2 separate regions of the Homo sapiens genome follow, and region 1 is linked to region 2. Evidence: chromatin contacts called from ENCODE Hi-C or POLR2A ChIA-PET data. All regions are on one chromosome and are shown on one strand. Each heading gives the region's core, a stretch centred on a gene start or an enhancer-like site at or near the end of the contact. The rest is flanking DNA. Distances are from core to core; before and after follow the strand shown.

The links. A loop is a pair of places that touch in the nucleus more often than their neighbours do. ChIA-PET counts read pairs that join two places held with the same protein, here RNA polymerase II (POLR2A). Pooled maps may share reads with other maps.
Region 1: a pooled map shows a loop between it and region 2 (2.9-fold over the local background). The contact joins the enhancer-like site here to the promoter of BAHD1 in region 2. A Hi-C loop is called at or near these places in 3 of 50 pooled maps. POLR2A ChIA-PET finds 5 or more read pairs at or near these places in 7 of 52 experiments (H1, MCF 10A, Panc1 and 4 more).

The regions. Positions count from the first base shown.
Region 1 is chr15:40,542,624-40,545,323 of GRCh38, forward strand. It overlaps a transcript of CCDC32 not described here. Among named protein-coding and RNA genes, the nearest start is that of CCDC32, 21 kb to the right of the region's middle. RefSeq lists a silencer at 1,064-1,163 and an enhancer at 1,314-1,413. Within about 2 kb of position 1,413, at least 3 of the 41 ENCODE cell types and tissues checked have a DNase peak (open chromatin) inside an H3K27ac peak, as active enhancers do.
Region 2 is chr15:40,439,419-40,442,225 of GRCh38, forward strand. BAHD1 (bromo adjacent homology domain containing 1) reads left to right here and starts at 1,535. Exons shown (of 7, transcript NM_014952.5): 1 at 1,535-1,850. RefSeq lists enhancers at 241-778, 1,584-2,085, 2,086-2,585 and silencers at 1,241-1,910, 1,337-1,522, 1,971-2,030, 2,751-2,807.

The sequences.
Region 1 (2,700 bases), core at 163-2,662, 100 kb after region 2:
TTTGGGAGGCTGAGGCGGGAGGATCACGAGGTCAGGAGATTGAGACCATCCTGGCTAATACGGTGAAACCCCGTCTCTACTAAAAAATACAAAAAATTAGCCGGGCATGGTGGCAGGCACCTGTAGTCCCAGCTACTCAGGAGGTTGAGGCAGGAGAATGGTGTGAACCCGGGAGCAGAGGTTGCCACTGCACTCCAGCCTGGGGGACAGAGCGAGACTTTGTCTCAAAAGAAAAAAAAAAAAAAGATGCCTGGCCAGGTGGGGTGGCTCATGCCTATAATCCCAACACTTTGGAAGGCCAAGGTAGGAGGATTGTTTGAGCCCAGGAGTATGAGACCAGCCTGGGCAACATACTGAGACTTTTCTTAAAAAAAAAAAAAAATTAGCCAGGGGTATAGTCACAGCAAACTCAGGAGGCTGAGGAGGGAGGACAGCTTGAGCCCGGGAGGTTGAGGCTGCAATAAGCTGTGATAATGCCACTACACTCTAGCCTGGGTGACAGAGCCAGACTCTGTCTAAAAAAAAAAACAAAATGGAAAAGAAAGAGAAAAAAGAAAAGAAAGAATGCCTGTAGCATAAATAACCCCTCATAAAGATGCTTATCTAACCTCCCCAGTGGTCATGAAACTTGCAATAAAGTCTGAGGTGTGACCAGCTGCACATGTTTTCCCCTAAAAACTTGTTATACAAAGGATACTTTCTGGAGGGCGGGCATGGAAACCACCATCTCGTGACCAACCAAGGTATGGCTTCTGTGCATAAGTTTCTATTAAGCATTTATCTCTGAGAAACTAGATTCGTCAGCCTCTCTCTCTGTTTTGTTTTTGTTGTTGTTGTTGTTGTTTTTTTGAGACAGAGTCCCACTCTGTCGCCCAGGCTGGAATGCAGTGGCATGATCTTGGCTCACTGCAACCTCTGCCTCCCAGGTTCAAGAGATTCTTCTGCCTCAGCCTCCTAAGTAGCTGGGAGTACAGGCGCACGCCACCGTGCCCAGCTAATTTTTGTATTTTTAGTAGAAATGGAGTTTCCCCATATTGGCCAGGCTGGTCTCAAACTCCTAACCTCGTGATCCACCCACCTCAGCCTCCCAAAGTGCTGGGATTACAGGTATGAGCCACTGCACCCGGGCTTGTCAGCCTGTTTCTTTGGCCCCTCAGCTCTCTTGGCCTTTAGGGGTAGGTTTGCATAGACCTGCTCACTGCAGAACATCCTCTTGCAATGTGGTGCCCAGACGATGCTTTCAGAGAGGCATGACCACTGCAGAATATATTTTTACACTACTATGTCCCAGGTACACAGGTACATTTCCACTATTGATTCCTAGAATTATAACTTTTTTTTAGCAGCACATAACACTGCTGACTCCATTGAACTGTTAAGACACTGAACACCTGTTTGGGGTTTTCCATACCACTTTCCCCTTTCTTCAGCCAACAGCAATCCTCTTTCACTTCCCATTCTCATATGGTTCTGGTGGGACTGTTTACCACAGTATCCTGTACCCCTAACCATAGATCTTGCCCTTGTCATAGTCAGTGCTCCAATGATGAGCATGTGACCCAGGCCAAGCCAATCTGAGTCCCTCCCCTGGAATGTATTTATTTATTTGAGACAGGATCTTGCTCTGTCGCCCAGGATAGGGTGCGGTAGGGCAATCATAGCTCACTGCAGCCTCAACCTCCTGGGCTCAAGCAATCCTCCCACCTCAGCATCCCGAGTAGCTGGACTACAGGCATGCAGTACCACGCCAGGCTAATTTTTAAATTTTTTTTTTGTAGAGACGGGGTCTCTTTCTGTTGCCCAGGCTGGTCTCAAACTCCTGGGCTCAAGTGATCCTCCCACCTTGGCCTCCCAAAGTGCTGGGATTGTTAAGCCTAAACCACTGTGCGGAGCCCCCTGGCATCTATTATATGGGGTTGGAAAGTGTTATCTTTCCTCTGGACTTCCTAAACTGGAATCATGTCAGCCCAGAGCTCCCTGTGCTATACCAACACACAGAGAGAGTCAACAGTGGGAGGAAGAGAGGCTAAAGATACTGCTGGAGTCCTGAGGTCCAGCTAACTGAAGCCAGCTCTATATGTCTTAGACTAGAATTGAGTCCGGCTTGGATTTTTTTTTTTCAACAGCCTTGGAAAACTTTCCAGAGTCTGGCTTCTTGGCTTCTGTCACTAGAACAAACTAATAAATACTCTGTTCTTCTCTGTCCTCTAGTTGTGTAGTTAATTTCTGATCCCAAATGAAAGATTTCACATTTATCTGTATCATGTTTCATACTTTGTCCCATCACTCTAGTCTATAGAAAAATTTTAGAATTGTTATTCTTTTATTCAATTACCTACTCCTCTCACTTTTGATAAGGTTACCTTCTATTCACTCAACCAAATCATTGATAAAGATGTTGAGCTGAACAGAGGAAAAAGAAACCAACAACATGTCAGTTTATCAATCCAAGAGTTTACCTTTGGGATGATTGTTCTAACAACTGTGGGTCTCCTCTACCATACTCTTACCCAATGTACACTCCGCATCCTGTCTGCCTTGATCAGGCACCATGCTGAAGACCACACTGCACCTTGGCATTCTGCTAAGCCAATATTTGATGGTCTCATCCCCAAAGGATGTAAGATTAAAGAGCCAAAACTGGTCCTGGAAATATCTGTTCTTTAAAATGCTCATAAACTCTCAGTAACCTATCTGCTT
Region 2 (2,807 bases), core at 285-2,784:
GGGTGAGCGCTGGAGTCCCAAGGTCTAGGAAAGGCTGGGCGCTGTGTGTGGTGCAGGAGGAGCCCCTCCGAAGCCCCTGGGCCACACTCCAAGGCTGGGTTTTCCTTGCTTGCCTGGGCAGCCTCAGCACTCTGGGTGCCTCTCTCTGCCCAAGGCGTTCCTGGGGCCCAGCCCCTCCCTGGGCTGCTCCAGCGCTCTGGTGACTTGACACTACCCTTTCTGCCGCTGCTCCTTTTACCTCCTAAAGCTCCCCTCCCCCGCCTGAATTGGGAATGAGGCTTTGTTCAGGGGTGAACTCAGCATTTCTCGAGAACCTACTGTGTGCATATCCCGGGCTTAGTGAAGTCCTAGGCGGGCTCTGGCACCACCAGGTGCCCAAGACACAGCTCCTTCCCGCACCTAACAGGGACTTCCCATCTCTCTCTGTGCCCTTAGCCTGCTGTGCCCACCCACCCCACTGACCCCGCGAGCGTGCTCGGGCTTGGGAGGGCACGTCTGTGGGGGTGAGAGACGGAGCCACAGCATTTGGTGACTAGGGGGAAGCCAGGTAAGTGTCTACACTTGGTTCTCCCGTAGCTTGGGGACGCGAGGGAGGGAGTCCAGCCGCTCCTGTCAGGCTGCCCGCCCCTTTCTCCCTCCCCCGGAGAGCTCTGATGTTCCCCGCGGTGGTGGAAGAGGGTGTGTGGGTGTCAAGGACTCACAGACCAGGCTCTGCTGTCAGCTGGAAATGGATGAGGGCTCCACACTCTGCTTCTGAAGAGGGTGAATTAGGAGCTGGGGTTGGGGGCGGTAGGTGAAGGGCAGAAAGAGGAAAAAGAGATGCGGGTGAGGGGTTACCGAGCCAGGACCGACCTTGCTGGAAAGGAAAGGAGACGTGGCAGGCAGGGAAGTCGGAAAGATGAGGCAAGGGCGGGAGGGGCTTCTCAGCAGTCGGGGCCCTTTTGCAGGAGTCTGGGGCCCTTTCTGCAGGAAAGGGGGGTTGTTCTCGCTTGATTTTCGGCTGGTCTTCCTGAAGCTTTGCCCTGGGGGCAGCAGCCTCCGGCGAGGATGGGGTGTTCCTCGGCCCGCAGTTTTCTCCAGCGCGTGCTGGGGAGGATTTGGGGGAAAGGGGATGCGGAGGGGTGATGGCCAGGGCGGGGGGAGATAAGATTTTTCCGGGGGGGCTAGCAGCTGGGAGATTGGGGTCGAGTCACCGTGGGATACGGGCTCAGGTTCTGAAGACGAAGAGAAAAATCCAAGAAGCCGGCAAAGAAAATCACCCCTTGCCACCACCCTTGGCACGGCACCCCTCCCCCAAGGCCCCACCACTCCCCGCACCGCCTCCCCCGGCCGCCTCGTGCTGCCCCCTGCGTTGGGACGACCGACCCACGGTTCTGATTGGTCAGAGACCGGGAGGGGGAGCCGAGGGCCGGATTGGCTGGCGGAGCCAGCGCAGGGCGGGGCGGCTGATTGGCGGAGCTGGCCGAGGGGCGCGCTGCTGATTGGCTGGGGACGAGGAAGCAGGAAGGAGGGCGGCGGAGGCTCCGCTCTCGGGGAGTTTGTGGGGGAACCGCGAGCGGCGTAGCGGATCCCGGAGCCCGGCCCCCGCCGCCCGCCCGTCCGGCTGCCTGCCCCGCCCGTCCGGCCCCCGCCGTCCGCCCGCCCCGGCCAGGCGCGCCCGCCCCCCCCGACGGCCCCGCCCGGCCGCGGTCCCCGCTCCGCCCGCCCGGCCCCGGCCCCCAGGAGGAGGCGCTGACGCAGCAGCGTGGAGCCCGGGAATTGAGCGCCCCCGGGGGGTTCCAGCCGCCGGATTCCAGCCCGGCCGGGGCCTGCGGGCGCCCAGAGCCGCGCCGTCCGCGCCGCCCGTTCTGGTGAGTCAGGGGCCGGGGTCGAGGAGGGGGAAGGGGCGAGCTGGAGGGAGGGAGCGAGCGAGGTAGGCAGAAGAGCGAAGGGGGAGAGCACCGGCCGCCCGTCAGCGCGCCCCACCGAGCGCGCCGCGCCACCGCCCCCGCCAGCCCGGGAAGGGACGGACGGACGGACGACGCGAAGCAGGTGCGGCCGCCCGCCCGCTCGCGCCACCTCCCTCCCCTGGGTCCGGCACCACGGTCCCGCCATCGGGGAACGCGGCGCGCCTCGAGGTGACAGCCCCCGGGGGCCGCCCGCCTTGCAGGCCGGGGGCGGGGTGGGTGGCGGCCGCAGGGTGGCAGCTCGGCCGGGCGGCGGCGGCGCGGGCGTCCCGAGCTGCGGAGGGCGGGAGGACGCCGGTCTTTCCTCGCCGCGGCGGAGCCGGCTCGCCTCCGAGTGCGCGGGCGGCGAGGCCCCCGCCGCGCCCCCTCCCCCATCGCGGTCCCCGAGGCAAGGGGCCGCGGCCGGGGGCGGCGCCGCGGGATCGCCCGCTCAGGGTGGGGGGCGCCCTCCCGCGCTGGGAGCTGACCGGTTATTGCTGGATGGGGGGCAGGGGATGAGGGCCGCGCCGGGCCGGGGGCGGCAGGGGGGAGTAGTGTAGACCCGACTCGATCGGGCTGAGAGGAAGGGAGGCGCCGAAGACGGAAGGGGACCGGTTCGAAAAGCGAGTGTGGGCCGCGGGAGGCCCTGCGGGGACCTTGCGGGGCGGCGGCCGAGTCCGAGGTGTGGCGGGGGGAATCGAAGTTGTCAGACCGCCTCCAAGTGACAGCGGGACCCTGTGCTCGCGGCCCGGCCTGGTCTTGCCCTGCTCGCTCCGCCGCCTCTCTTCTGGGGCTGGGGGCCGGGTCAGGTCGGGCCCGAGGGGCTCGCTTGGCGGTGAAGCGCCGGACAAAGGCGGCGCCGGAGCGGGCGCAGGTGGTGGC